Linked DNA regions of Homo sapiens: region 1 is linked to region 2. The links are chromatin loops, found by intact Hi-C in ENCODE. Cell type or tissue: dorsolateral prefrontal cortex. All regions are shown on one strand. Links, peaks and the distances in the headings refer to the core of each region. The heading gives the core; the rest is flanking DNA.

Region 1 (16,655 bases), core at 3,866-11,865, 300 kb after region 2:
TTATTCTGAGTAGGATAAAAAAGGTTCCCTTAAGATTGAAGGCATTTTCATTACAATCCCCATTTTCAGATCAAACAAATACTATGAAATAAACAGTACTATTATTCTTTTATGCTTAATAGTTTGTACTTTTCAATTAAAGTATATGGATGAAGAAATAAGGCTATAGATAATGGCAGTCTCATTGTTTGCAAACTAAGTGCTTTTGATAAATTTTACTGCTAGGAATTACATGGATCTAAGGGAATCTTTTAGATAAAAATTACAGTTTTGATTATCTAAATGGAATATGTTCTTGTGCATGTGCATAGATATATTTCTTTGTGAAGGTATTGATGTCAGGGACACTTTTGGTATTCCTTTATGAGTATTTAGGTTAACGGGGTTAGTTAGAAAATGTATCCTTTCCTGGAAAATGAAAAATTACATTCAAGCAGAGGTAAAAGAGTAGAACATATTCATGACTTTAAGTACTTAAAAAGATATTTTATGAGTCATTTTTGAAGAATAATTCCCAATATGTAACTTGTTAAGAATAATCACCATTTTTACTTTCTAAAGCACATCTATATTAAAACTGACTTTCTGTTCATGACTCGCAAATCTGGAGTCAATTTTAGGCCCAACTTACAAAAGATGTGGGTCTTATCCCCCCTGCCCTTATCGTGGTATCCTATGCCAGTAGAGTCAGTACAAAGTTCTCTTTTAAAGAGAGATTTTCATTTGCATTATTCAGAAGATTAAGCAACGTTTTTGGGAGGGAAATACTGATAGGACCCAAATGTAGACATTGGGACCCTGAATGGCCTGTATCCTTGTCTGACAAACTGGAAGGAAAAAATATTACCAGCTTTGGAATTTTACATGCCTATATGAACAGTGCTTTTTCTTTCTGTGGGAAGATTTTAAACATACTATGAATACAATAAGTGTTACCTAATTGGAAAAATATGTTTCCTATAATTCTAAGAGTACTAATCAACCAATCATCGATATCAATTTACTCATGGATGGTAAGATAGTAGAATTTTATTCAGAAATGAATGTCCAGTTGGAGCTGGTATCTCTTTAGAAAGTGAAAAAAATTACACATAAGCAAAATTCTTTTGGTAATTTTTTAAAAACATGGGTGTGAAATCTCCATCAATAAAATTTTTGGCAGTTAAAGTATTACAAAAAAAATTGAAAGCTCTTTATTATGTTTTGTTCTTTAATAAGCCTCTAAATGAGCATATACAGTGCAATAATGCCTTTTTTGTTTACTTTTTTAATTTTTGTCTTGTTTTATTTTGTTTTAGCATAAAGTAAAAAGAACTTATAGGTAAACTATTTTGTACTATTTATTTTTAAAGATATCTAGTAAGGACAGTACAACATATAATATAGGTTTGTTCATAATCATGGGTAAAAAATCTACAATTTTACCACCATGTAATGGTAGTTCCTTGAAATTTTACCCTACTACAGCAAAATGCCACAGTCACTAAGATGGGAGGTGTTGCTGATATATGATTGGAATGCACATGTATACTTAAATACATAATTTTTAAAAAAATTGTCTTTATTTTCTAACAGCTTGTTGGTGTCCTTTGCTTAGGGCTAAGGGGAAAATGTTTTCTGCTATTTTGCTATTGGCATACTCACCAAGAACCTTGCTGTCTAAGCCATCTTCCTACCTACCTAGCTGTGTACCGTTTTGAAGAGCTGTTTTTTTCTTTTCTTTTCTTTCTTTTTAAAAAATTTTTGATATTTGTCTGCAAGACTGGTTATTACTTGATCATCTGGAAAATCAAATTTCATTTCAGCCACTGGAATATGATACTTAGATCATGAGAAGTAGTTTGAATTAATTAAGAGGATAATATTAGGGTTTATATTAGGGAAGAGTAAAGCAGCATTTGTTGTCATGGACAACATGTAGGAATAGGGGAAGGAGGCACAAGTTCGAGAAAGTCATTGAGGCAAAGCTAACATTAAAGACTGTTTTCATGTGGTTGTTACACAGAATGATATTGGCAATTTTGTAAATTAAACCCTAATATTAATTATGTAAAAAAAACCTTATCAGTTATTAAGAATCATTGACTAATAATCAGTAAATAGCATGTAGCACTATTTTAACAAATTATATTCTCCGTATCTTTTCGTCCCCATAATTTTAAAAAGTGTGAAAACATATATATATGCCTTTAAAGATGGTTCAACTTATTCTCAGACTCTTTTATTCTCTCTTAACATACTCAAGTTTTTAGGCCACAAATGAAGTGACAGAATAAAATCCATTGAAGATGGAGGTATATGTCCTTTAAGGCTTCTTTTGGAAACTAATGTGTTTACTGCCATTATGGAAGTTGAAATCATTGAATACTTTGAATTGGTTTTAGAAAAATTTGATGTTAAATTTTGTATCAACTCAGTAAATGCTTGCTATAACTTCCTGACCAAACTAAAGCCCCAAACAAGCAAAATAAATAAATAAATAATAAAAAAACTTTTGCCTAAGCCCTACACCAGATCAGTTAGATGAGATTTTAAACTCCTCAGATGATTCTAATGTAAACCAAACATTTATATATATCAAGAGATCTTAAAATTTTTACCTTTTAAAAAAATGTCATTCTTCCTGGTTTGAAGTTAGAAAAATGAAGATATCTATTCAGAACTGAATATACTAATGACATGTACAGATAGCTCATCATCCGGCTGAAGTTCAACAACCTATCTAGACTTTTGAAAACATTTCTGTCAGTCTTGCAAGAACATCTCAGGAAAGTAACGATGATGAAGGACAGTGTCAGCAGAAGCCCACAGTCGAAGATCATTTTGTTACCTTGGGTAAGCCATTCAACCTCACTGAGCCTTAGTTTTTAGTTTACTTTTTTATAAAAGAAGAGATGATTGAGGTGATCCGATGATGACTAAGATTTCTTGCAGTTTTGTATACTCCATGACTGCTTTGTCATGGACCAGTGAACTCAAGTAACTTGGACCTTGCTAGTCGTCTAAAAGATGCAAAATATTTTTGTTTCTCTTAAGAAAGCTCCAAAAATTATCTTGGAAACAATGTAGAAAGCTCAAGGACCATTTATTACTTTGTTAAGCCCATCAGAAGAGATGATAAGCATTCATTAAATATGCTTACTAATTGGTTGCATGCAAAAGTGTCAGCAATTCTAATATCTTAAGAGTTGATGGGTATTAGTTAGCTAATGCTTTTCTCTTGTAAGAGATTTCAATAGAGTGGCAATCAGATTAACTTAAGCAGTGGAGTTAGAAACCTCAAATCCTTAAAATATTTAGTATGAAAGGTGGACTTTTATCAAACTGAAAGCAATACTTTTTTCCTGTACTTTATCAGCAACTAGTCTTTGTCCACCTTCTTTTTGCTTCCTGGCATGTTCTTCTTCGCTTGTTGAAATCCTACTAGGACTTTGGTATCCAGGTCAGTTGTTGCATCATCCATGAAGCCTTCTTTGAGGCACCCTAATTAGGATTGATTTCGACGTCTACTTAATTGTCCCTTAGAACATTTGAAATGTCTCCTTTAGATCACTTACCATCATCTTTCTCCTACTATAGATTGCTAGGCATTTGTGTTTCTCTATTATGAAGCTGTAAATTGCTTGAGAGCACACACATCTAATTCATTTTTATTTTTTATCTCCTCAACATGTGTGTATAGCATAAGACCTATAATAGGAATTCAATAAATGTTTGGTGAATTGAATTGATAAAAGCATAGGAAACTATCACTTGGTTAATATTTTATTTTATTTTATTATTTTATTATTATTATTATTTTTGAGACGGAGTCTTGCTCTGTCACCCAGGCTGGAGTGTAGTGGCGCGATCTCGGCTCACTGCAAGCTCCACCTCCCGGGTTCACGCCATTCTCCTGCCTCAGCCTCCCCAGCAGCTGGGACTACAGGCGTCTGCCACCACCACGCTCGGCTAATTTTTTTGTATTTTTTAGGAGAGACAGGGTTTCACCGTGTTAGCCGGGATGGTCTCGATCTCCTGACCTCATGATCCGCCCGCCTCTGCCTCTCAATGTGCTGGGATTACAGGCGTGAGCCACCATGCCCGGCCAGTTAATATTTTATTAATCTTATTTTAAAAAATTAAAAGATGATTTTTAAATATTTAAAGAATGGATCTATGAAAATTGTATATTTCATTAAAAAATTGAAATTTCTATATTCTTTATATAATGTTATTACCAAAGAAAGACTTTATAACCCTGAAAAATAGTTTTATAATTATATACTTAAAAAGGAGCTTACAGTCATTAATTCTATTTTTGTATCTCTAGATAGGAGAGCCTTTAAACTCTTTTATAAAAAACATTATGCTATCTTTAAAATCTTATAAAACATAAATCTATAGACTACTTTGATTATAGGTGTAACAAATAGCTTTAAATCACTATTCTCCATGAAATATTTTTTTCTCATGTGTTTGCAGACAGAAAAATTTGAGGGTACAGAAATCATAAAATATTAGACTCTGAGACTTCCAGATTGACTTCTTACCAATATAGAGTTGATTGACAGTTGGTCATTCTGCCTTTGGTTGAACGTGGGAAATAAGTACCTCCTAAGGCATTTCTTTCTATTTTGTCCTTTCTCTGATAAATAGGCAGTTTGCAAATATGTGCACTATCAGTATTCAAGACAGATTTCCTTGGAAACATGATGATACTGGGGTGGTAAAATGTGAGATGCAAACTAGTTGATCTACAGTTGATACGATAACTTAATTCGTGAATGTCTTTGGTTAATATTTTAATTGGGACCTTTATCTAACTAAATAGTGTCTATTAATTTATTTTGTACTGAATACTGGGCAGTAAACAATTTAGCTGGGATTTCACCCAATAGCTCTTTTAGGTGTTCAATAGCTTTACCAGTTGGGTTTGTGTGCTCGTGGAAGGGTCAGCTACTTTCTCAAATCTGCCGTGAATGTTACAATAAATAGCATTACAGTATTTCTAAGGCAAATTCAATTTGATCAAATGTTAAATTATAATGAGTTAGGCAACAGTATTTGACAAGATTTATATTTCATATTTGTGTTTTTAAACCTAAAGATGTACCAGAGAAAAGCATTTGCTCACATTATTTCGTTAAATAACCCAGAAAAAAACAAAGACTCTATTGTCATTCTTTTAAAAACACAATTTTACTAAGAAAACCTATAACCTTTACTGAAAGCTCACTCGTTTTCTTCCAATTTGGGCTCTTGAGAGCTGAAAAGTTCTAGATGCTATCTTACCACTTCATATTGAAATCTAGGTTGATGTCATACACTCTACGCAGAAGAAAGTATCTGTAGTGCTGATTGTTGAACCTGAATCATTACAAAGATGTGCCATTTAGTGAGCTATAATGGACAAATGTTGCTTAGTTAATTGTATAAAAACACTGCATCTTCAGCAAAGAGCTCTAATAGTAAAGGACAGTACATTGAAGGTAGAATAATAAAGATTGTGAAACAATATGTTAAAAGTAGCAAAAGCATTTTTGCAGTGTGACTTCAACAGTGAAGACCCGTGTGTTTAGTTCCTTTGTTAAATAGACACTTCTGGTTTTCTAGAAACCATTCAATGTGCTTCAAGTGAGTTAAAATTGTTAAAATATAGATTAAAAGCCATCAGATTGAGAGTAAAGGCCACAAATTGTAAAACCTTATAGTGGTAGCTTGCCAACAACCAACTTAAATCCAGGGAATATTTAAAAGAGGCTTAAAATTCTACTTGGTTTATAATCAGGAAGCTGTGGGGTTTTAAATTAATAAAAATATTCATGAGAATTATTTACATGTAAAATGCACCCATTTTCCTTTACCCTTCTGGTAGAAGAAAATTGGGTGATCCTTCTCAAAAGGGTAATCATGTAAGTTGGTGGCCACAAAGTATGAACCATGGTTAAAAGTCAGTGGTTAATGGTTTATTTTGTTGTCTGCCTTCTTTTACTGCTTCCTCCTTCCTTCCCTTTCTTTTTATTTACTTATTTATTTATTTTGACCCTATATGCATAGTTGACAGCTGTCAGTAATAGAATTTTTGGCTAGATCTAGACACAGCAATTCTTGAAAAATATGAAACTATATTTGTCCTTTTGGCCTATGATCTGAATTAAAAGATAAAATTATTTCAGGCCAATACAACTACATAGGTACATGCATGCGTGCACACGTGTGTGTGTGTGTGTTTATTTAGTAGAGCAACCTGTCTTTGCAACAAATGACAGTGTTGAAAGCTCTTTCATTCTGAATGGACCAGTTAGTAGCTCCATACAGACACCATCTAAGTGAACCTATTTAAATACCTTTCCAGATTCTTAACTAAGTGGTGCAAGTCTGTCTTGGAGGTGGCACTTATTTGTCCCTTAGGGGTTAAGTTTGGTTTGATATTCAGTTGAAGTGTCAGTAAATAAGATTTATGAGAAATTAATTAAAACTAAAATTGAAAATGGATGAGGTACAAGTTTACCCTAAAATGGCTTGAATATATTTGTCCCAAATGCATGAAAAGAATGTTTTCTAATGGACTCTTTTGATTAGAATAGAAACTAATCACAAATAAACCATTTAAAATTTGCTATCATGATACAATTGTTTTCATTCAGTGGTCGGCCATGCCTTCTTTTAGCCTTGTCTTTGTCCAGGGTTTAGTTTAGTCATGCATATGTCCTTGAAGAAATGTAGCATCTTTCACAAGATTTTGTACAAGTGAAATCAGATACCAATTTTTATTGCAGAACCAAGCCTACAAATGTTTCTCTTTAAAGACATTTTTAATAGAAACAGTAAGGTATAAATCATTTAAGCAATTACCTGGACATTGTGGAAACGGGGCTTGGCTTATTCTGTAGCCCCAGATGTTTCCAGATTCCAGTAATAACCCGGTCCAGATATTTACAGCTTAATTTTCTGTGCATGTGCATTTGTCCACAAATGGCTCCTATTTCCCATTTTCTGTTGGACAACTGGGCTACTTAGAGGTTTAAAAAAAATGATTTCAGCTTGGGTGATGACAAACATTAATGGTGATAATAAGTTGCTTCTAGAAACTTTGATCACTTAAAAACATATAGAGGCTAAATTTTAGAGGATTTTATACTAAAAAATAAATTGTTCAAATGGCATTTTGCTTTATGGATGAGACTGGGATGAATAACTTCCCCCATCCCTCAAAATTTTAGTCTTGATATGCTACGTGATCAAAGTGATTCTTCGTTTTTCTTTAAAAAATGCATATTCTGGCACTGGTTGGGTTATCATGCAGGCTGCTAGTTTTTCTTTGCATCACTACCCCACAGGTTTTCTTCTTCTTACTAGAAACTAAACAAATGGAAAATAATGATTGGTAACCATCTGCTGTGCAGAAATTTTACATATAGCAGTTAACTCTATTTTAGAAAACAAGACCAAATGAGTGCATTATACTGTTGCCAGTAAATAGCAACAAGCACTAGAGCGTTCCTTTGGACAACGCAGGCACACAGGGAGCCAACATTTTGTTATGGGAAGTCAGTTGGTTGGGCTGTGGGGCTGAGTGTGCCCAGACATTTACTTGTGTGTTTGTGTCTGTGTGCCTATGTCTGTGTATGTATTGCTTATGTGAAGAAAGTGATTGCTTCCTCTCTGCCTTCTCCTTGTGTCTCCCTTCTTACCGCCATAATTCCAGTCACGTAAATCAAAGTAATGTAGATGTAAATAAATCAATTCAATCACATCATCCTAAATCTTTTTATTCACTTAAGAAATAAACTTAAAATCCATAAAGTCAGACAGAATAAAGATTTGTAAAAGTATGTAGGCTTCAGATCGGAATCGTGGTTTTCTTCATTGTACATATTACAATGACTAGTGGCTAGCCAATGCATCTTTAGATTATTCTCTTGTCGTATCTTCTGCCTAAAAAACACCTTAACAGGAAATTAGATTGAGTATATGTACAAAAGATATTGACAGGCAATGATTATTCATATAGCTGCTGTTGAAGTATGGATGTTGTATTGAGGGTAGACCTATAATGAAATAGACAGAAGTAAGCTGTTACAAAGAATTTATTCAAATGGACCAGGTAAGGCCTGATTTTATAGTTATCCATATAATCTGTAATATGTCTCTCTCTCTCTCTCTCTCTCACTCTCTCTGTCTTATATATATATAATCTGTTTATTATATCAATATACTTAGGCACTCGAAACATACAATCTCTCTCTTGCTTTCTAACTTTCACTTATTTGATATGGGGATTTTGCCATACAGCAAGAAAAGTTGTTTAAAATGGGCAGTATATTGAGTTCAAAGGACCCATACAGTTCATAAATTCTCTGGTGTCTACTGGATTTTTCATCAGGGAGACTTCCAATAAAAATGATCTATTTTAGAAATAATATTGTTTAGTAGGTTGAAATGTGGTGTAATAAAATTAGACCTTCAGTCTTCTAAAGTTACTACTTAGATGGCACCCTTGGGATGGTAAAATGGCTGTATAAGCAGATGAATCAGACAGTTCCACTGATGGGTACATTTGTCAGTCTCTGTTACAGATATAATATATTCTTATATCTGTAATCCTGACACTGTTACATCCAAATGAAATCAACATGAGGTTGTCATCTTTAAGCAAATATGTTAAGTGTTGTCTTTTGTGCTTTGGATTTGAAAGAAAGGGGCCCAGGGGAGGCAGCATCATGCAAATGGAACAAATCCCATTTCTTCTGAGCTGTGCTGTTTTTCCCCTCCATGGCAGCTGGCTGTGTTATCTTTGTGTGTTTCTCTGAGTGCTGACAATTCTTTCAGTGATCTAAGTTAGGGCACATTAGAAAGTGGAAGCAGCTGTCTGTCGCTATACTGAGAGACGTGTTTGCTCTACTGCAAAGATGAAGGACCATGAATCCTTGACACACTCTCCCCCCTCCCCCCTGTACTTTCCAACATGATCAACATTCAGATGCACAGATTGTCTGCTTGGACAGTTTTTTGTTCTGACTGACAGCATCTGGCATAGACAAATTTAAAAATACATAGCATGCCATGCTTGGAATTGGAACATCCCTTTTTTATTAATCTTCTCATTTAAACCATTCATTTACATTTCAAGAAAGGTTACAGCTTGATATGGTTGAAACGTTGATTTTTAAATGAATAACCTTCTAATGAAATGTCTTGAATAAGTACCAAGCAGCCAGTGTTCATTAAAAATTACACCCGATTAACACGGCCTTGAAAGCCTGAGAGGAAAGGGATTTCTTATTGTTTTAATCCACAATGCAATCCAGTGTTTACCTTTCTGGCACAAAGCGAATAGAAATGATGCCTGTACTTGCAACACTTCTGATATTGAACACAACTATGATATCACCCTTAAGCCGACAAAAAACACTTGGTCTTGTTTAATCAGCTTTTTTTCCCTCTGAAAGCCCTCAGAGGTGTTAAATTTTTTTAAAAAAATTACCAAAATACACCTCTCTCAAATGTCCCACCCCTCCATCACCCCAAAATACTATGACTCTATGCCCACATCAGAAAAAGAAAAAGCTTATATGTTTTCAAGTGGAAGAGTAGTAGAAAACGCTTTTAGGTTAAATGCTTCCCCTGACCCTAGGATGGTGGATATACATTTATTTGTTTGCATTACTTTGGTAATAAAACATAACAGTGCAAAAATTGCTCTCTTTCTCTGCCCCACTCACCCCCACACACATTCACATTTCTTAACCATTCTCAATTCCGTAGTTAACCTTAGCAACATGCCTAGCATTCTTGTAAAAATAATATGAAAATTGGCCATATCAGTCAGTCTTTGGACTTTGAGTCCAGGGGCGGAGGTAGAAATAAGGGTAGGAGAATCCTCTTTTTATCATGCATTTTAGACTTTTCATATCACTGCAGACTTCAGCTGTTAACTACTCACTCCAAGGGTAGCTACATTATTACATAGTTCTAAGGGGTGTTTGGAGAAGGCAAGTGGTGCAAAATTGTAATAAAAAATATATTCAAGTGCTGGGTAGTAAATATGTAAAGCAATGTACTGGATAACTTGGAAAAACAGGCTTCAGAGGGAAGTTCAATTAACAGTTGTAAGCAGAAGAGGTGCTGTATTTCTTCAGCATGTGTAAGAGGTCACTTGCTTTAGGATAAATTTTGACGAATTCCAGAGAGAAATAAATGCTGAAATAAAAATGAAAACAGATTATAGTTTTATATCAAAGGCACTTTTAATTTTTGAATATGATAGGGGAAAATGACAAGATTTTATTCCATGGATTATATATGATTACTTTTTATATATTTTACTATGTTTAAATTATACACTTATTTTACTTTAAACTGTTATTCAAACAAAAGAAATCTTAGAAATGAACATTATCTTTGAATCTGGAACCAGTTTATCCACTCACCCTTCAACCCAGATGCTGGCTCTATAAATTTAAGGTAGACATAATTTGGTTGCTGTTTTTCTTTTCTTTTTTTCCTAAAAGCTAATGGTAGGGAATCCAACTGGAGTGGATCTATTTCCAGTGTTTTGATTGCTAGTAAATGTTTTATAATCAACATTTTAAATATAAATTACATCCTTTGTTATTTTCCATTTTGATTTTTTTTAACGACCAGTTTTTAAAGGTAGTGCCAATGTGCATATGTAAGCAAACTGGGAATGGGTTAAAGTACACAATTCCCTTGTGTAAAAAGCCAGGTTTAGCAGTAATGCTTTTAATCTGGACTTGTGGAAGATTCAGAAGCATCCATAGATCTGCTCCAGTAATTACCATACCCCAAGTGGCACTGGAAGAGACATTTGCCTAAAAACTTGATGTCTTCATTACGCTGTTTACATTTTAATTAGAAACATGAAAATTACTGATTCATACAGACAACTATAGTTTAAGTGGTTTCGTTCACCATCCAATAAATCATAAAAAAGCCCCACAGTTGGCATAAATAGTTTACTAGGAATCATTCATGGGAATAATGTGTTGGCACTATAAGCTGCTTAAAATATGTTTTTATTTTACCAGAGGTAGAATTTGCATATAAATTAGAGAATGGCATTTTAAGTTGACAGTCATTTATGCAGAATACCACCCACATGCAAATACATATATGGGCGTATGTGTATACTTTCTTTGAGTTTATAGGTTTTTGCAGTGTTGTGGATATAGATTCATACCCAGCCTTAGCCTATCAGTTTTTAAAATGAGTGTCCTCTTTTAAAGTCCTTTCAGAAATGCTGTGGGTGTTCTAATGCATATCCACAACCATATCTTTTATTTGTTGGGCAGTATCAACTTGTATAAAAGGAAAATGTTTATTTCTTGTATGTGTATGTCTGGAAAAGGAGTTGCTGTTTCATTTGCTCATTCATTCCCTCTTTCCTCTGTCTTCCATTCATTCTCCCCTAACTTTTGCATGTACCTGTCAATGCTGCTGCCCTGAAACCGCTCCCACTCAGAGCGGCTGGAGTGAAGCAGGGTGGCTGTCAGAGTCCATTCCTGAGTCAGCAGCATGTCCATTGCCTGAATCTTGCGACAGTCACTCATCTAGTTTTTCCTTCCCCAGGGGACAGGCGTCCTCCTCATCAGCAAGGAGGAATGACCCTTCTGGCTGGCATGCTCAAAATCCCGAATCTCCCCACATTGGTGTGTGAGTTCAAATCCCCCCTCCTGGAGGCAGGGCTGGGACTCTAGCTAATGACTCCAAGATACAGAGGGTCAGCGCACTGGTGAGCTCGAGTACTGAGGCATTGTGTGAGCCGAGTTGTACATTTTTCCCATAACTGCAGACTCCTCTCCTTCTCCTCTCCCCTCCCCAAATCCTTTATGGTAGATCAACATGATGCACAAATGAACCAGGCATAGCCACAGACAGTATAAGCTATTTTCCTTTTCTTTATCTTTATTAGAAAGTTACTGGTCATGGATGAAGGAGGGTGTGTTATTTTTTGTTTGTTTATTGTTGTTTGGTTGAAAGGAAGCACACAATGAATGGACATTCGCATTATGTGAGTGTTAAATTCACATTTTAGGCCCATCGGCTATAAATAAAAATGAATTTGAAAAATATTACATAGGAGAAAGAGTGTATGCATAAATGTTTAATTTGGAATGCTATAGTGGTCATTGTTTTAAACTTTTGAATGTGAATGTATTAGGTTGAAACTCATGCTAACTGCCTGACATGATTTCTGGGAATTAATGGGTATAAGATTAATTTTCAAGAAGCTGCTTTAGGTGAGATAAATTTTGAGCTTCACTTCTACATCTTTTGGTTTGCTTTTTGTAAGTTCTAGAGGATTGCCAAAGTTGGAAGATGCTAATCAGTTATTTTTAGTGGCTCACAATATTTTAGATTTTAATGGAAAGTAGCTAGGATCAGTTTCTTGGTAATCCAGGTAATTGGTCTAGGTAATCAGACCAGGAGTTTTAAAAACAGTAATTAGTACTTTGCATTTACGAGGCAGAATTCCTGAACAGGTTAGTTAGGGTAATAGTGGAATTCATGGACATATGCTCATTGGTTTGCTTTGCATTGCCTCTTTTTTGGGGGGAGGTGACGCAGGACACTTACTAGGTTTCTGTGCTTCCTAGATGTGATTAGACACAATAGTCAACATCTGTAAGGACAGAAACATGCTGCTTACTTGTACACATGGCAAAATTCTAATAGTTCTGTGCAGTCTGGTAAATCCTGTCTGCTTTATGCAGTGTGGCCCAAAACAGTTATGTGGTGAGGGAATGCTGGCTGCTGGCCAGCCATTGACTATGAAATCCTGGGTACCTGAGAGCTTATCAGTTCTTTTGCTTTGTAAAAGAAAAAAGTGATGAAAATGTTGGTAAACTGCCATGAAGGTTTAAGGCTCCTGGAACAAGGAGCCGTGTAATCAGATTGGAAAATGGAGCTTGAGATTCTCTGCATGGAGAGCAGCCGTCTGTGGACCCCGTGAGCCGCTGTGCAAGTGCCCGAGCTGACCACTTTGTTAGCAAATCAGCTTGTTTGCTGCAGCAGCAGGGTGGAAAAGACCAGAGCTTGTGATGGTATGTAACGGAGGGAGAGCTCTTGCATGGCACAATCTAATCAGCTTGCAATTAGCTCAGGCTCTACAGTCACCTTCTTAATTTTCTTTTTTCCCCCCTCTTTGTGTTAATACTGTGCACTTTAAACAATTAAGGAAGGGAAGTAATCCTTCAAGCAAATCAAAACCATCCTTTAATTTTATCACCCTGCTGAAAAAGTATCAGGTGGTCCACTGGTCCTCATCAGATGCTGGAAATTCTCCGGCTCACTGTAGCACAGAGAGGGGCTTTAACCAATTGATTTTTGGGATAATCTTTCAAATATCTTGGCAAGGAGGAGAAGAAAATGGTACATCATTTAAACTAGAATCAAAGTTAAAACTGATGTGAAGGGGGATTACAAATGCCTTTTGGTTTACATGCAGTAGTAAATGTCTTTTGGTTTATATACAGTAGTGCCTCTGTTTTATATTTTTAATAACCAGAGGCAGGCTCTGTGTGTGTGTGTGTGTGTGTGGTGTGTGAAAGAGACATCTGTGTGTGTATGTCTCATATATAAAATCCTTTATACTGCTGTTTATTTAGGCATTTCTTTACAGCACCTTTCTGAAGACTCTGATGACATAGCCACTTGTACTGATAATTCCACTACTTCACCTTTACCGAACTTGATTCACTAAGGTTTAAAAGAACAAGGCTATCATTGCTGATCATATGTGCTACTTGTTAATCCCTTAAAATAAAATTCAGATCCTGTGGGAGAGAGGTGAGAAGAACAAAACAGAGATTTGCAAAATTGGTGTAACAGTTTTATATTTTACTGAATTTAAGGACAATGACTTCTGTAATATCACTTAAATAAGATGCCTATTTACATAAACAAAATAAACAAATCTTCTAATAAATATTACTTAAGCTACTTTTCCTCATCCTCAGAGTTTTTGCTAAAATATTATTCATGTGACTGAATCTCTGACCAGATACGTTTATTAGGTGTTTGTCTGTCATGAGGTGAAAATGGGCACTATTTCACCAACGTTTACTTTAGAAAGCACTACAAGAAATGATTACTATAATAGCTTTTGCTTTTAATGGTTATTAAATAATCAATTAGAGTATTTTAAATAATTCTGCTGCATAATAGTCCATTTCTTTTGGAGGTTGTTTGTGTTAATAAAAATAAAAATTGCTATAATGTGATTGATGTTTGATTACATTAACATTGTATTTGAATTCTTTCCATGTTGGCAACATGAAAATTTATTTGCCTTTATTAAATGGAAAAATATTACTGTTTTATTTTGCCTTAAAAAAAACCTCACAACATATAACCAAGCATTTGAACTCAGCGGTTTTTATTTTAACAAACAATTCAAAAAGTTTAGGTGTTCGTGTATTAATGTTGCCTTTAAAATAGCACTTGTTATCTTTCTATATGTATTTGATTATATGTCTTACATTTTGTACTTGGAAGAATGAATTCAGTTTGATAGAAAATGAGAGTAATTGATATAAAGTGCATTTCAAATTAAGTAAGCTTTTAAGTTTGCCTCAGGGTTTTGCTGGTGTTTCTACAGTGTGTCCTTTTTTTGTTTTTTAACTTTTTTGTTTCTAATTAAAAAATAGATTAAAAGAAACATACATCACCTACACACATCTCATGCTGCAAAGATTCACTTTATATTCTTTTAGAGGACAAACTCCATTAGATATGCACTTACTGTACATTGGATTGTAAATCTTACAATTTAATGGTAATTCAGTGAGCAGTTATTGCTTCAGTGGCCTTTTTTCTTTCTTTTTTGTCCCATCTCACTTGTGAAATAGGGTTACCCTTTACAAGTGTCACATCCATAGATTCATCTTTTGTACTTTGTAGTTGTTCCTGGTGCATCATTCTTATGTTTAAAAAAAGGCAAAGCAATGGAGGAACCATGTGGAGGGTGGTAGGTGGGGAGTGTGTGTACGTGTGTGTTCAGAGGGTGGGGGCTGTGGAATGACAGCTTTCATGCTTATTCCAGAGAGCGAGGGAGGGGCAGGGGGAGATATCCAGAAAGATACAAGACTCTAGCAACAGAATAACCAGGAGCGTTAGCATCAGTCTAACAGATTAATATCTTTTTCTAAATATGCATTTCCTCTAACCTCATTCTTAATCTAACGTTCAGTTTTCCGTAACAGATTGCATTCTGCACTTGAATTCCTGGAAGTAGAAATAGTATCTGATTGGTACAAGTCTCTTTGCCTTGCTTACACTGTTAATATTCTTATCCTTTTTGGACACTGAAATAGTTTTTTTTTTTTTTTTGTAGAAACAATATACACATTCATAAAGAAATTATAAAGTGATTCTCCTTTTGAAGATAATGAGTTCTCTTCAGGAACTGCAGGTTACATGGCGCACAAATGAGCTCTAAGTGGGGGGATTTAAAGTCCTGCTACAGCATTTAATTTCTTGAGGAAAGGAGTTCAGTTCAAGGTTAGCCTGTTATTGTGGCACTGGCAACTACTTCTCGCGTCCCTGTTCTTCTGCCAGCAGTACTGCACAAAAGGCAGTCATTTTTATTTAATACGTAGGGAGGTATTAATCACTGCAGTATTTTCTTGCAAAAATTTATCTTATCATATTCATTGTTTCACTACCCATGACAATAATAGGTGTTTAATTACTCAATAAGAGCCATTTATAGATTCCATTTTTCCTGTATGCTGGACAAATGGTATTGATTTTGTACTTTGATGCAACATGAAACTGTATTAAACACAATTAGAATTCCAAGGCTGGTAAAATGTACATTTGTTATGGTAACTGGACTTGCTTTGAGAAGCTGCAAGCGTCTTCTAATACAGGGAATGCCTTTGGAGTAAAAAGGAGATTTGATTTTATTGCAGCTCTGTGGTTAAAAATGAATGCTTTTTTTCTTATGTTGTGTGTCTATGTGTGTGTGAGTGCATGTGTGCATGTAGATTTTAGTTTTAGTGAAGTAATAAAAAGTTTATATTAATTGAAAAGATTTTAAATGAATGGTTCTTTGCAGTCAGACAAGCCATTGTGTACAGGTGAACACTGACTCTGTGTAATCTTGTAATTGTGTCTCTTTAGCTAATGCCATAGGTCTTTATTTTACCAACAAGTAAGTTATTACCTGGAGTGAGGGTAGGAACTCTACTAGATAAAGTAGTACCTTCATCTCATGCTGGTTTCTAGTTTAACTCCTTCTAAGGTGATGAGGAAGGCCTCCAAATCCCTATTGTGTCATAAGTTAAAGAGTGGGTTTTGTTAAAATTGGCACTAAATAAAAACCTTTCATTTAGCTAGCACTATTATGTCATAGTCAGGCAGCACAAAGTCTTGCACAGAACTGAACTCAATTCTGTCTTCCAGCAGTGCAAGTCTGCCTGCATTTTGCTTTACTTTGCTTTTTGCAAACACATTTCCACCTGCCATTTGGCCCATCCAAAACTATAATTTGAGAAGACTCTCTTGTTGGCCAATGCATTAATTGCCTGTGATTTTCAGCTTCTTAAAGATTTATTTGCTGTGGAGGAAGGGCATTTAGCCTAACCAAAATAAAAAGCAAAATGAACCAAGGATAGACTAGCAGTTGCCTAATCTTCATAATTTCC
Region 2 (16,655 bases), core at 5,305-13,304:
ACCTGCTGGTGCTCAAACACACTTTGTGCATGTTTCTACTGCCTGAAATATTCTTCTCCCTACTATCTATTAATACACTGTTCATTTCTGCACTCTATTTAGGCCTTTGCTGAAATGGCTCCCTTTTAGAGTTCTCCTCTGACTCACATGTTTTTAAAAATGTGCCCTTCCCTCAACCATCACTTTCTGTCCTTTTGCCATGTACTATTTTCTCTTCAGAACGTTTAATACTGCCTAACACTTATGCATTTCTTTATTTATCATCTATGCCTCCACCCTCTAGAATGTAAGCTTTATATGTCTAAGACTTGATCTGTTTTTATTTTACTGCTATATCCACATGCAGTAAATATTTGTTGAGTGAATAAAAAAAATGGAGTGAAGTGGATAATAAGGGAAAAGTGAAAACATTATTATATAATAGGCTTAGTAGAAGTCAGTAAGCCTCTAGCTTTTTAAAGAAAAAGGCTATTTAATATTTTTTGTGCAACTAATCCTAATGATTGACAAAGTGGTTGTAGTATACAAAGGTGGTTCATACATGTTTGGGGGAACGAAAAGTACTGCTAAGTTACTTCTATTTTTAAAAAATTATTTCTTAAATAAGTACCATAAAATGTCAAACCATGATATCTCTTAATCGATTATTAACAATGTTTATTAAATGTCTACTATGTGTCAGACGTTGTCCTAGTTCTTGAGGACTCAATCATGAATGAAATTGACAAAAATTCCTGAACTCATGCAATCTATACTATGGGATCATTGACTTATGGGTAGTTTTTCTTTCTTTTTTTAGCTTATTTTCTAAATTTTCTAAAATGTATACACACTACTTTGAAAAATGAAATAATTTATTAATTTTATAATAATAATGAAAATATTTTTAAATACAAATAAATAGCCAGATTTTCAGACAGCCATAATCAAATCCAGACTAAATATCTATGACTTCCAAATACTTTCCATCAGAAAATCATCACTTTCACTGCCTTTCTTCCTAAATGTGAATCTTGATTTCTTGTACGTGGTTTTTCTGTGATTTTATTTTATAGTCCTCTGTTTTATGTAGCTTATTTAAAATCTTGTCTGGAATTAGTTGGGATATAAATGTAACATAAACTGAATTATACAAAACAACACATACAGCACTTTAACATGAGTACCAAGACTTACTGTAATCTCTCACCAAATAATCTGGGGATAATTCCCATTCAGACACAACTGGGCCAAATATATTCTAATTCCATAGCATCTATTTTCCTGTGGCTTTCATAGCTAATCTTTGAACCAGGTAGGCAATCCGTGGAATTAAGAAAAATCTTTCCCTTTAGTGTTTCTCTGCCACTCTGAAAAATATTATGACTCTGGCTGAGACTTCCCATCTTGAGCCCTAGACTCTCAAATCCATTTGGAGATCTTACAGATACCTCCAACTAGATAATTCTCATTCTGACTTCATCTGCTCCAACCCTTCTAAGCTCCTTTTCTTCCTGAGTTACCTGTTCCAAGGAAGGTGTGCTACTATCTATCTACCCATTTGTCCATGCCTGGAATGCAAATGTTTCCTAAACTGCACTCTCTCTGACTTCCCACATTATCACTTTCTGTATGTCTACTTCCTAAATTTCTTTAACGTTGGCCCATTTCTTTCCATCCTTTTTCCACTCTCTTCGTCCAGCCTCCCTTCATCACCCAACTGGCCTCATGCAGCTGACTTAGAAGTGGGCTCCTGTTTCAACTTCCTCTTCATTCCAGACTATTCACATAGCCAAAAGGTTCCAGCATACAATTCTTACCTGCTTAAATATCTATGCTGTTTTTCATTACTATCTGTATGTTACCCAAATTTTTTAACATATTTACAAAGCCCTCATTATCTCGTTACTCTCGAGCCTGTCTGGAGACTGACTATCTCTCCAGCCTGATTTTCACAATATACACCTCTTACCTCTTCCCTTTCCAGTATTTTATGCTACAACCATATCATAGAACTAGAGCCATATTGTGGTTTCCTGAACATGCATGCCGTGTTTTCTTACCGCTAGCTTTTTGTACATCGTGTTCTCGTTCCTCACCTACTTTCCACACACGCACATTTGCCCTTTTACTTTATGAACTTTAGCTAGCCCTGTATCTTAGAGATTGTCTATTCTTGGAAGAACTTCATTTCCTTCTGAGAATATTTACATGTCCATTCTACATAAGAAAAATTCATATTTAACCCATCATGGCCCTTGTCATTTCATAACAGAATTCCCTTCCCTATGAGACTGTAAACTGCCTGAAGGCATAGTGTTTGGCAGGCACTTGCGAGATGTTATTTTATAAAGATTTATTAAAATGAATGAATGAATAAATAAATAAATAAATAAATAAACAAATAGGAAATTGCAAAATGGTATGGGACACCTGTGAAAGACATGGAATCCTGCGTATCTGAAAGAAAATATATTATTTTGGGTTGAGAGGAAAAGAACACCTCTAGAAAAATTTTTAAATTGATGGAAAGATTGATGACAGTCACTTCTAGAATGGTTTCCAAAGGACAGTTTCTAACCATGGGAAATATTTAAAGTTGAAAGTAAAGAGACAGAGAACAATTCAAAGCATTTTCTGGTGGGGTTAGAAAAATATGATGGAATCAAAGATAACATGCTGGCAGCTTTAGGGAAGCACGAAATTGTTGGTAATAGGTGTAAAGAATGGAAAGGTTAGAAGTTGAAGAATCTGTACTTTTCAATCTATACTCCTTTATACTGTTCTGATTTGGAGACTATGCAAATGTATAATGTATCCAAAATTACACTTTAAAAAAGTTAGAAGAAATTAACTATTAGGAAGATGAGTAAAATATTCATCCTTCTGAATTTAAAATGGCAGGAAAACAATAGAAAAATAATTAAATAATCAATAAAACATAAAAAATAGATAAAATTCATTTTTCTCTAAAGAAAATTGCAAAGGAAGTTTGGAAAGAGAGTATAAAAGGTGGGAAAAAAAGCAATTTATTTAAGATGCCAGTCTCCTTTACAGAAAAGGATTAATAAAGCTATCACATGTAATATTTTAAAGATAATTTTCTGGACAATTCTGAACTTTACATCAGTGAATGGGAATGAATAATCAAAGAAGATAAGCATAAAAGTAAATATATTCAGGCATTATCTCTCTGCTTCCACTTCTTAACCTTCATTAATTGACATTTGAATTTTAAATTTTTTAAAAATGTAGGTGTATTTTTCTCTTGAATTTTAATATAGTGGGTTTTCATTTAAATATAGATATTCTAATAACATTTAAAAAAATCAGAGTTTGCTCCTTAAGCCTATTTATTTTACTTTAAAATATTATTTTTATTTCTTTTCTAGTCACAAAGTGAATGTATTTATGTTACAGATCCTTAGGATGATAATGAAAAAAAAAAAAGCAAAGAAAAAAATTTAAATCATCAGTAATACCACCAGCCCACCAGCCCACCAGCCAGAGCTAACAAAGCCAGCTAAACTGCCATGTTGGTACTATACAGAGGTCTGGTATTCAGGAAGAAAGTACTAGGAAGGCTACCATGATTATTATTGGATGATATTCATGCTAGTTGGTCTAAAATTTATTTTGACTGCCTAATACTGAATTGGACTAGTTTAAACACTTTTATTATTGCCACTGATGATACCTGTTTTCAAAATGAGATAACTCTATATTTCCATTTTATGGAGATTCTATCTCATAAATAAAGCAGATAGAATTTAGACCATATTGATCCTTAGTACTACTAAGTATAAATAGGGTTAGAAAATCCCAAAGGATAGTGGCGCATTGGGTTAGTGGTCCATGAAATTCCTAATCTTTCTTACCATTCCATATGAAAAAAAGTAGTTAAGGACATGAATAGACAATTCTCCAAAGAAGATATGCAAATGGCCAACAAACATATGAAAGAATACTCAACATCACTAATGATCAGGGAAATGCAAATCAAAACCATAATGCGATACCACCTGACTTCTCCAAGAATGGCCATAATGAAAGAGTCAAAAAACCGTAGATGTTGGCATGGATGCGGAGATCAGGGAACACTTCTACACTGCTGGTGGGAATGTAAACTAGTACAGCCACTATGGAAAACAGTGTAGAGATTCCTTGAAGAACTAAAAGTAGAATTACCATTTGATCCAGCAATCCCAATACTGGGTATCTACCCAGAGGAAAAGAAGTCATTATTCGAATAAGATACTTGCACACGCATGTTTATAGCAGCACAATTCACAATTGCAAAATCGTGGAACCAACCCAAATGCCCATCAATCAACGAGTGGGTAAAGAAATGGGAGTATATATATATATATGATGGAATACTACTCAGCCATAAAAAGGAATGAATTAACAGCATTTGCAATGACCTGGATGAGATTCGAGACTATTATTCTAAGTGAAATAAGTCAGGAATGGAAAACCAAACATCATATGTTCTCACTGATATGTGTGAGCTAAGCTATGAGGATGCAAATGCATAAGAATGATACAATGGATTTGGGGACTTGAGGGAAGAGTGGGAGGGGGGTGAGGAATAAAAGACAACAAATATGGTGCAGTGTATACTGCTCAGATGATGGGTGCACCAGGATCTCACAAATCACCACTACAGAACTTACTCATGTAACCAAATATCACCTGTACCCCAATAACTTATGGAAAAATAAAATAAATAAAAAATAAAAAATAAAGCATAAATGGGTGCTATAAATACAATAAAATAAAACAAAACTATTGAAATTTGTTTAGCCTGTGTCTCAGGGGACACTGAAGTTGAATCTAAATCTTAATATATTGGAAGAAACCCCCTAAATATCCACCCACTCATTCATCCATTCGTTCAGCCGATATTCAGTTACTGTCTATGCAGTGTGTCTAAGTCAAGTCACTGTCCAAAGTAATGAAGAGATATCCTTAACTCAGAGTTACACTGAAGGTGTACTTTAGTAGTATCACTAGACAGTCAGCTTTTTTTTTTTTTTTTTTTGAGACAGAGTCTCGTTCTGTCACCAGGCTGGAGTGCAGTGGTGCAAACTTGGCTCACTGCAACCTCTGCCTCCTGAGTTCAAGCGATTCTCCTGCCTCAGCCTCCTGAGTAGCTGGGACTACAGGCACATGCCACCACACCCAGCTAATTTTTGTATTTTTAGTAGAGACCAGTTTTCACCATGTTGGCCAGGATGGTCTCGATCTCCTGACCTCGTGATCCATCCGCCTCGGCTGCCCAAAGTGCTGGGATTACAGGCATGAGCCACCTCGCCCAGCCGACAGTGAGCTCCTGATGGCAGATCTGTGCTCAATCTCAACATCTCGGATATGCTCAGATAGAGCTCTCATTTGATGAATGTTAAACACATTTTTCACAGAGGTCAGTCTTAAGGCTGATATCATTTATTATTGATAATTGAAGCCATTTATAGAACAATTAAGGCTTTGTGCTAAGTGCCTTTAGATATTATTTTATTTAATCCTCCTGTAATTTTGCAATAAACATCTAGGAAATGAGTAGCATTTATTCCTATTTTTTAAAAATTATTTTCCATTTTGTTTTTATTTTTTGAAGAGATGGTGGTGTCACTGTACTGCCTAGGCTGGTCTTAAACTCCTGTCTGAAAGAAACCCTTCCACCTCAGCCTCCCAAACTGCTGGGGTCACAGGCATGAGCTACCACAACTGGACAAACCCCATTTTAAAGATGGGAAGGTTTAAGTGACTCATTCAATGTCATATAGCTGGGGGCAGCAAAAGCAAACTTAGAGGGCATGTCTATCAAACTTGTAAGCCCATATTCTTGCTATGACATAACACTGTCTCTTGCTTATCTCCAGTTTGTAGACTATCAGAGAGGTTAATACAATGGGCTCTGAAATTAACCTTATAGGGTTTGAATTTCAACCTCAACATTTGCTGTATACCCTTCAATATATCACTTAACATTTCCAAGCTTCACTTTTCCCATATGAAAATAAAGACAGTAATACCTGTCTCATAGGGCTGCTGTGAGAACTAAATGAGATAATTCATATGAAAGCATTTGCCGTGTAATAATTGTTCAATGGGAATGAGACAGTATTTATGTGATGACACTGGCCTGTTTTATTTTCTTTAAAATACTTGTTTAAATATACATTACTCGTTAGAATTTACAATATATATACTTCTGTTCCTCCCTAATTATATCAATAGGCCAAGCTACAAGAATTCGACTTTAGATAAACACACTATGGTATAGAGATGGAAAATTATTTACTTATAGTCTCACAAAAGTAGAGGAATCAGGATATAGAACTCTGGTCTTTTATTTTAATTTTTCTTTTTTGAGATGGAGTTTCACTCTTGTCACCCAGGCTGGAGTGCAATGGCACGACCTTGGCTCACTGCAACCTGCAACTTCCACCTCCTCGGCTCAAGTGGTTCTCCTGTCTCAGCCTCCCGAGTAGCTGGGACTACAGACACCCACAACCATGCCTGGCTAACTTTTTTTGGATTTTTAGTAGAGATGGGGTTTCACCAAGTTGGCCAGGCTGGTCTTGAACTCCTGACCTCATGTGATCCACCTGCCTCAGCCTCCCAAAGTGAGAACTTTGGTCATGTTCCTATAGTTCAAGTGCTACTTGTCCTCTACCATATTGCCTTATCTTTGCAGAAAATGAAATACGAGGAAAATTATTTTTCTTTGTATGTAAAAGCTTCCCAACTAAAGACTGGAAAATATCACTGAGGGGGGTGTATAATCTCTTCCCCCAAGGCTTCTTCACAGTTTGTCAGAACATAATCAGTTTGTGATAACATAGGTGATTTGTGATTATAGGCAATTGGTTGGACCAGATCACTTATTTTATTCCGCTCTAATCATATAAGTTTATGAAAGTATGAGACTGGAAAAAAAAACCTGCATAAGTCCTTTTAAACTCTTCCTGTTGTGAGCCTTGAAGTCAATTCAGGGAAGTCCAACTTTAAGGCAAATGCACTATCAAGAAGAATGGATGAGGGAGCAGCCCATAGACCAGCCTGAACGTTGCATTCCTGACAAGAGAATTGGCAGAGTGGAGGCTGCCTGGTAGGTCAATGGATTTGGAAATGAAAGTTACATCATGATTACACGGAAAAAAAAAGTCTCTGATAAATAACAAAGACTGCCACAGAGGCACATAAATAACAGTAGCTAGTAGCAATACGAAGGATACTTTTACTACTGCAGGGCTTCTAGATACTAAGCTCACAGGCACCACTCGCAAACTCAAGGTGCCAATAGGATAACAAAATGCAGAAGTAAGGTTACATAAGCTGATTAATTAGTACAGCAGCTGATTTACTTAAGTTTTTGTTGTTGATTTTGCCTTGCTTTTTGAATTATGTTGTGCTGTTTTTCTCTGGAACCTACATTCATATCTGTTGTCAGACAAAAATCTATTTTGTAAAGGGTTGTTAGTGTTTGATTGCCTCTTATCATGGATTATATATACATTGTTTCACGAAGTTTTGCTCAAGAGATCACTTGTAACATCCAGTATTCCTCAGCAGTTTCAGTCTGAGAAATGGGACATTCTTTACCCCACATTTTATAGATTTTGGATAATAGTATGGGTGCTTTTTTCCCCCAAGGCTAGGAGTAGGGCATATACTTGCCAGAAGCCACTGTGAGCCCAGAAACACAACAGCATGCTTATTTTAAATGATAGAACAAATTATTCCTGTTTGTGAACAAAAAAATTAACATTTAAAAATATTTCAATTTGGAGAATTTGGGAAGAATTATCAGCACATTTGAGATGTGGGAGGAGTGTTATATTTTATTGTAAAGTCATTTGCTAAATTATTTATCCCTGTTCTTTCTGACCATCTTATTAAATATAGAAGTGTATTTAAGTCTTAATATTAGAGAAAAGAGATTGCACTGTTAGCCACTCAGCTACCCTTTTATATTTGCCTGGTAGGTTGAAGCATTCCCTGGCATCAGTCTTTCAATAGATTGAAATTAATATCTCTAATTCCGACTTTAACCTAGGGGTTTGCTGTTATCTGATGGTATGTTAATAGTGCTACACGAGTCGTAAGCCTGTCCCCTCAACCTAGAGAGTTCATTAGGCTTTCTATGAGGTGAAAAAGAGGAGCAGGAAGCCAGTGCCAGTTATTCATTGCCTTATGACTCAATTCTAATCACTTCAGTGCATGTGACTGACAGAGAAATGCTCTCTGCCGTGATTGAGGGTATTGATTTCCCAACCCCTTTCGGGGCACACTAGACAGACACAAACAGAGGCTTCGGCTTTCAAAAAACCTCTTCATCTGCCTTAATCACCTGATCGATAATCAGCATCAAGACTAGGGATCTTGAACAAAGCCTCCGCCAATGTCTTTATTTTCTTTCTTCCATTGGGCTACAGATCTGCTGAGTCAAGGTGATCTTAATAGATCAGAAAGTGAACAGTAAGCAACAACGGTAGCAGCCTTTAGTGACAGTTGTTAGATCTAGAAGTTCCCATTACAAAAAAATGTAACTGTTTCTCTCTTCCTCCTCTCCACCCACATCCTTCATGGACCATTGGCTGGCAAACTAACCCCTGCATACATGGCTGAACACTCTGAGAGCCAGCAAGTGAAATCACTTCTGTGACCCAACCAACTGGAACACGGAGTGTGGGGGAGTGGGAAACATTCATAGACAATGAGCTAGCTCATGAGTTTCATATTTTACAGTGGAAGACCACAGGCAAAGTTAAGTCTGAATTATATCTGAGAACGGAACAATAAGTAATGTGAAACACTCAGCTCGCCCAATACTGAGTGCCTCTAGACAAAGCTTTCCATTTCAAGCTTTTAAATATTTGAAAGGTAAGAGTATGCTCTATTTAAACATTTTATAGAACATTTCTCGTTCGGTTTTTTTAAAGTATTTTGATCAGTCACATCTATTTGAAGCTCTGACATTTTAAAATTAAAATTGAAACACTGTTTCCACATCTTGGAAAAAATTTTAATAAATGTTTAAAATTAACTTGTAAATTAAAGGGCTATCTTTAAATCTTGGCATTGCCCCTTCCTCCAAAAGTGTGTAACATTACCTTCCTCAAAAGTTTGCTTTGTTAGGATTTTAAGGGGAATTTTTTTTCTATAACCCCACCGATTTGATTGTGGTAAATGGTTAATTTGTGGTCCTACTTAAAGAATTTTTTTATTCAGCTCTAAGAATTCCCTACTGAATGGAAAACAGTAACACTTATCAAATACCATCTATATTGCCAAAGTGTGAAATGTTTCCAATTAGAATTTCATTCATGTTTAGCCAATTTTTCAATTGAATTAAAAAAGCATAAAACACACATAATCTAATGTATCCTCTGTGACGAGTGAGTCTTTATTTTGCTGAATTCAGAAGAGCCTCATCCAATATAATCACTGCATTCATTCCAATTATAAGAGCAAAGTTGTGCAGACTTCTTATATGTTATGCGATGTCAAGAAGCACAGTGCCCAGCACTAATACCTCCAGTGAAAAAGGCAGCGATTTCCCACAGCAGCGCCTTGATTTAAATTACAGAGCACATTTATTATGCTTCTGTTCCTCAGACTGTGAAATACCATAGTACAGTAGCTTTGTTCTGACCCCTTCTCCAAAGCCCTGCCTCAAAGTGTGACTAATCTAGTGCCGGATGACAGCTAACTTCAACATCAGACAACACGAAAATTGAAGACACTTTTTATCCTCTTGCCAATCTGCGAGTGTCTGAATAAGCCTCGTCAACTTCATTACAAACTCATCATCTCTTGTGTAGATAATGATAGCCTAGGCTGGTGGAGAACTCAGCTTCTTGTTGTTTTTACTGACTTTCTCTGCCTTCAGGCCAAGCATCTGTGGGGATAATGAATGGAGCAATTCTTTTGGCACAAAACAAAAGGCTCTTGGGGTGGGGAAAGGCCCATGGCGTCAGTCTAGGCACAGCTCTCACAAACGAAAATTCTTTGTTATGAATCGCTCCTCAGAAAATAGCTCTATCGTAACCAGAGAAGTGAAGGACACAGAGTAACTTTGTACTGAGGCAGGGAGGTTAAAGGCAGTGACCATGTGAAAGAATTTCAGAGGGATTTGATTCTTCTTTTATTATTTTATTTATTTATTTATTTTAGGTGCCTTTAGCTAAAGCCTATTTGTACCAGATAGAATAACTGTACAGTACCAGCTGAACTATTTAGGATACATTCATTCTAGCATTTCAAAATGGTAGACTTTCTGAATTAGTTCTCCTAGAACTACTGATGGGGTGTGTACAGAACATATAGAGAATGTGAGAATATAGCAGTAGGGAATGTACAAAGATCCAGGAGCACCTTTTAAAGCAAAATTCATCTATTATACTAGTATATGAATATATATCATACCTTTCCCTAGTCTGTTGAGACAGAAGTTAGAGCTCATAATCATCCAAAATTTAAAATATTAAAAATAAGTTTTTACAATTTTATGAATTGTGTGATTAAGAAACGTGGGTGATAGCTAATTATGCCTTACAAGTATGGTAGCTTTATATCATTTATACATATCCCTAATAACTATTTGATCACTTAGCAGATTCTGCTACTAGGCATATTAATCGGTGGCACATTTAGTAAAAAAGATCTTTGTTAAGTAGTGTGGCTGAATATGATAGTTATTTTACCAATTTCTTTTTCTCTTTTTAGAACGTGAAGTTAGTGTGACAATCCCACAATAAAACCCACTCTCTTGAAATTTGATCATTTACTTTGAAGTGATATTCAGCAATTAAATTTTGTATTTCTTTCAATGTTCGTTATGAAAATTGATGTCAATTTTCTGTCTCCTCACCAATTGAAAATAGCTTCTGCATATTATGTCATCTAGTCCATCTGTGATATATAAGGCGTGCCTAGGTAGGATATTTATTAATTTCATTTTAGATTGATTATTTTCATGTCATTTTCATGTGGGCACTTAGGAAGCAAGGGATGAATGAATACAATGCCACTAAGTCAATTTATAGTATCATGAGCAATTCCAGTAATAACTGTAGAGGTCATAAAAAGAGAAAAACAATAAGAGCTAGGGAAAAGCTATCTACAAATCTTTAGCTAAGAGACAACTATTTTGTGTTCTTTTGTTGTTGTTGTTAAATAATATCCTTAGGCATTTGTTTCTCATAATTAAGCAGCAAATGCTGTATTTTACATGGAGATACACTGGTATCTGTGAAGAGAACAGATTAATGTAATGTTTTGCTACCTTTGACCTTGTATCCTTGAGTCTCTTGATTCTATGTCACCAAACATAGCACTGTAATAGAGTTGAGGTCCAGCTAATAGTGTGTGCTATTCTGACTGTCATGCTCCATCATTGTAACTTACTGCATGAGGTCCCCAATGTAGCCTCGTGTGCACATGTACACATGCACGCACATGAGCGCATGCACCCACACACAGAAAATTCCCACTGACAGAAAAAAAAAGTAATCAGAGAATGCTTTTAAATACAGATTTTTCATTCAACTCATAAACAAAAAAATCATCTTGTTCAAGGTCTGTGTTCTAAAATGTTGTGATTCAGAATGCATTTAAATCCACCTCTCTTATAAAGTTTATTAGAAGGAGATAATCACAAAACATCCAAGCTCTTTTTTTTTTTTTTTTTGCATTATCCCATTATGGCAAAGTGTTATCAATTTACATTTCAATTTTCAACCTATTAACGTTAAGCTTCATAAAGTGAGAAAGTACTCTATGATGTTTTTGTTTCTTGACATCGTTTCTTCTTAGATGATTGGTTTAAAAACAACTTGAAAATATATTAAATTGTTTATAAGTTAAATGTATTAAATAAATTATTCTTTTATTATCTACTTCCATGTTTCCATATATATATATATATATATATATATATATATTACACTAGTAGGAAAACTGTGTGAGTTTCAAGCAGCTGAGCATTGCCCCAAAGCTATTATCCAACATTTCAAAATTTAAGAAGGGATTAAGATTCCTTATGAATGCTGCAGTTTTCTAGTGAATCTTGAAAACATAAATGAAGAGGCAGCTGTAACTGTTTCTAAGTGAAAGGAATACTCAAGAAGTATGTTTGATTTTAAACAGCCAATCCCAAGCCCATTATGAGATTTTAAGCTCCCATCCTCTGCTCCTTCTCTTATTCTCTCATATCTTCCTTCTTCCTCCTCTCCCTTTCTTTCCTTTCTTCCAGTTCTCCATTCTCCATCCTCATTTTAGGTGGCTAGTCCACTGGACTTTAAAAAGCAATTTCCTTTATCTGGAAATAGCACTTTCTTTTTCCAAATTCACTTGAATATAGCTCTTCAACCACATCATGTCAATCCCAAATATTATCCCAGTGACTGCGTCTGATAGGTCCAAAATAGTTTGTAAAATGAGGAATAAAAAATCATAATCAGATAAACACTGGTTATAATTTAATCTGTTTTTAAAGCATCATGGAGGGTTCATTTTTGTGAAGAAAAATAAGAATAGTTACAACTTTTGTTACTTCATGTATATGCATATGTATATGTATATATAAAATTAGCTGCACAAGCAACTTGGAAAGTTTTCTTATCTCACTCTACCAATTAATTAAACCAAATATTAGGTAGAAATAAGAATAGCCATTTGGAGAAATGTCTTTGTGTATACATTATATAGAGATAGAAGTTACTTTCAGCGAGTAACTGCATGTCAGTACTAAATTGCATTTTATACAACTTAAAATTATTTTTCTATATTTTTCCACTTGAAATTTTACTGAAATTTCAAATCAAAGGCACAATGTTTATATCCACAAAATGAATAGTAAGGATAAAGCTTAATTTTTAAAATCTAGAAACAAGAATATCCTGTTAATGAACACCAAAGTAAAAATAGGTTAGATGTTCTTCCTAATATGGCCGACACTGATACATATGAAGCCATCTTACAGATCGATATATATGTAAACAGGATACCAGATCCCAAGTGCAATTAGAACATCAGATTGAAAATTCTTTATTCTACAATTAAAGCACAGGCTTAAAAGGAAAAACAGCACATTTCCAATTAAATCAACTAAGTACAAGTTAGTTACTACCAAGTCCCATTTCTAAAATAGTAGCTTTTGTTGGCACGCTTTAGGAAGTAAATATTTACCCAGAGAAATGTAATTTCCTTTTCATTTATTTAGAAACTGCATGAGCTGGTCTCCGCTTTCTAATTTTCTTTGTACTAGTTAAGGTACTACAGAGATTTCTCATTTTGATATTAGAATTGTGTAGTTGAACTTGTGTATATTTGAAAGGGAAAGACAACATTTTCTTTCCCTTCTTAATTAGTAACTTTCTTTTTTACTTCCACTATGCTTTTAGTAATTAAAAAATAAACCTTGATATAACATTGATGTTGTTTGCAAAGTTATTTTGAAAAACATCTGCTGATGAGAAGCATGCAAAAAAAAAACTTTCATGCCGGTAAATGTGATTGCTAATAATTTCATCATGATTGCTATGACTGCAATTTATTTATTCTTAATTTATTTTTATAATGAACTGCTTCAGTAATATGACAAATGATTCCATTAGTTAAAAAACTAAAATGTCAATTTACATGTGGTCTTTGGTGACTAATTTGCTGAGTTGAGGTTTTGGTTTTCATTATGATAATATTTGGCTATGCTCTATGAGCAAAATTTATGAGGTCTTAAATATTAATCTTTTGATTTTCTGAAACAAGGTAATTTTCAGCTTTAAAAATGTTAGCAGTTTCCCTTTCAGGGTCTTGAATACACAAGTTTTAGGCACAAACTTCTGAAACGTTGTCATCTAAAAAATAATGCTCACTTTGTTCCCTGGGATCAAAACAATTCTTTTCCACTAATGACTGCAAATATCAGCTCATTTCTAACACAGTTTCCAATGGCAAACATTACTCAGTTGTCAGTAAAAGAAAAGGGATTACATCAGCATTCGGGGGAAAAAATGTTCTGTTCCTTCTTACTCCATAGTCTATGTTCAATCAGCCTGGAGCTAATGGAAGCCCTCCAGTGCTGAGAAATAAACAAACACAGTTGGGCAAATAGTCCAAAATCAAATCTAGTATATAAGGTGGACAATACATAGTTAGTTCCATTACCGAATCCTCCCCTGGGAGCTGGAGCAGCTTCAGAGCCCTTCTCATTACACACCAGCACCATCTGTAGCCAGCCTGAACCTGATTTGGGAATGTATAAAGTACACGAAAAAAAATAGACTCAGAATCGGGAGCTAGAGAATCCTATTTCAAGTTTAAATTTTGCTTGTGAGAGATCATTTGGTTTTAGACTCAGCAAACAGCGGGCCTCATCACTCACAATGAGGGACGCATGTAGCAAGGATTACTTCAGATCAGGGAGATTGAAGGTAATTGCTACTTTCCACAGGGATATATCTAGCTCAAGTATAGCTCAAGAGAGTTACAGCATGGTCCCATTAGCCACAGAGCTTCTATTCCACTTCAAAAGGCAAGCACCCTTTCCCCGTATTGCTGTTGCTGTTGTTGATATTATGCATTATTGAATTTAAAATTGTAGATGGAAACGAAGCCAATGGCAATGGCATTTTTAAAATATAAACATTGTGTGTGTTTGTGTGTGTGTGTGAATTTTAGGCTCTGCCTCAAAAATAGAACCAGAAGTTTTTATTTACTAAAAATAAAATGTAAATTATTATTCATAGAAAGTGATGATGTTGGTTACATCTGTTTGGGGGCTAAATAAATGAGCACATGATTATCAATGCTGAAATATATGGTGATATTATGTGCAGTACTTGAATATTTTCATCCAAGATATGCCACCTTCCAGCAGGCAGAAGTTGCTTTACCAATGCTACCTACTTTCCCTTTTATTCTCCTTCTCCCTCCATTCCCCAACCAACCCCTGCCTTCATCCAGTAACAAAATGTCTCTGGAAATCTGATTTCCTTCCTCCGTTTGAATCACATTCATACAGAAATGAAAATGGTTGTATGTGTCTTTTGAATGCCCTGAAAAGTCCGAATGTATATGTGAGTGTGTAATTCAGGGAGAGAGCACTGCATACAAGTATCTAGAGATTCATAGGCAGGGTAGATCACTTTCACTGGAGAGGACCAAAGAAAGCACTTTGGACAGTGCCTGCTTCCTGCTCAAGCAGAGACTGCCCTTACGCAATCTGAGCTCCAAAAGAAATAACTACCCCTTAACCTAGATAAATCCCTATTCCCCAAACTGAATCTCCCTCGTCCCTCCTTACACTACAGATGGGAACCATTCACCATTAGTAAGCCCTTTCCCTACTCTAGCACTCACCTGTCCGAAGGTGTTTCCAATCTTGTCAAATTTCAGATCCTTTCATTGATGCTATGTGGCTGCAGGGGTGTTCATTGTGCTCCCTTCTGGTTTGGTTTGGGTGATAAGACTTTAGGCATGACCTGGCAGTATCCTCAGGTGGCATCCTTACACTCTGGAGTAATAAGCTGAATCTCAGACACTATCAACAAATATTTATGTATTTTTTTTCCAATCCATCCTCACATTCTGAGTTACGTCAGTTTGCTGTAGGCAATATTTTTCACTGGTCAAAGATACTATTACTGATGTTGGTCTCCCATCTTTATCCTGTGAGATGGATCTCTGGGACAAATCCTTCGTCTTTAAAACTGCGTTTTCATGTTCTTGAGCTTGTCTGAAGAAAGTCAATAACCCTTCAGAACACTCTTGAGACTTTAATTCACTTCCGTTTTCATCCTCAAGTCTTATTTAATAAATCTCCATCATCCTAGATTCTGGTGCTCACTTTTTGGGGGATTATTTAGGATGTGAACTCTGGAGTAAGATGGATCTGGAATTAAATCTTACTTCCAAATTTGATTGTGGACTTGTATAAATTATTTAATCTTTCTAAATCTGGCCAGTGCAGTGGCTCACACCTATAACCCCCCTATAATCCCAGCATTTTGGGAGGCTGAGGTGGGTGGATCACTTGAGGTCAGGAGTTCGAGACCAGTCTGGTCAACATGATGAAACCCTGTCTCTACTAAAAATACAAAAATTTTCCAGGTATTGTGGAGTGCGCCTGTAATTCCAGCTACTAGGCAGGCTAAAGCAGGAGAATCGCTTGAACCTGGGAGTCAGGGGTTGCAGTGAGCCAGGATCGCACCACTGCACTCCATCCAGCCTGGGCAACAGAGCAAGACTCCGTCTCAAAAAAAAAAAAAAGTATTTAATTTCTCTAAATCTCTGTTTTCTCAACTAAAAAATTAGGATAATAATGGCATTTGTATTATAAGTTTATTGAGAATATCGAATGAGTTAATTTATGAAAAGATCTTTGTCAAGTTAGTACATAATGAATGCTATCATTATTACTTAATAGTAATAATAATCTAAATCTCTACTCCAATTTGTCCCTTGCTCAAGATTTTGTCCAGTGGTTTCTGATCCTAGGTCATACCCACCAAGTTCTAAGAGCTCATCATACCTAAAACAATGTGCCTGAGTATCTTCTTAAAAAAAGAAAATAGCTACCGTTTACTGAGTAGTTCCTATTGCCAATAGTGAGCTAAGAGCTAAGTACACTATAGACAAATCGCATTTAATTCTTGTAACAAATA

Evidence for each region. Peaks named below come from ENCODE experiments on the same cell type or tissue, not always from the same donor. Only the 100,000 strongest peaks of a DNase experiment are listed, where the experiment ranks them.
Region 1: it touches region 2 in a loop (2.4-fold over the local background); 1 of 110 quality-filtered maps calls a loop at or near these places.

The regions. Positions count from the first base shown.
Region 1 is chr2:163,710,339-163,726,993 of GRCh38, reverse strand. All of the region lies in intron 2 of FIGN (fidgetin, microtubule severing factor), which reads left to right. It overlaps LOC107985957 (a long non-coding RNA gene), which reads left to right. Exons shown (of 2, transcript XR_001739759.2): 1 at 1-16,655. Among named protein-coding and RNA genes, the nearest start is that of FIGN, 17 kb to the left of the region's middle. RefSeq lists an enhancer at 8,046-9,497. In dorsolateral prefrontal cortex, for the core only: a CTCF peak has its summit at 8,785; DNase peaks (open chromatin) are centred at 7,533 and 8,831; H3K4me3 peaks cover 5,724 bases; H3K27ac peaks cover 6,718 bases.
Region 2 is chr2:164,007,498-164,024,152 of GRCh38, reverse strand. No RefSeq gene overlaps it. Among named protein-coding and RNA genes, the nearest start is that of FIGN, 280 kb to the right of the region's middle. RefSeq lists enhancers at 8,376-8,525, 8,566-8,615. In dorsolateral prefrontal cortex, for the core only: a CTCF peak has its summit at 9,823; a DNase peak (open chromatin) is centred at 9,932; H3K4me3 peaks cover 1,131 bases; H3K27ac peaks cover 1,148 bases.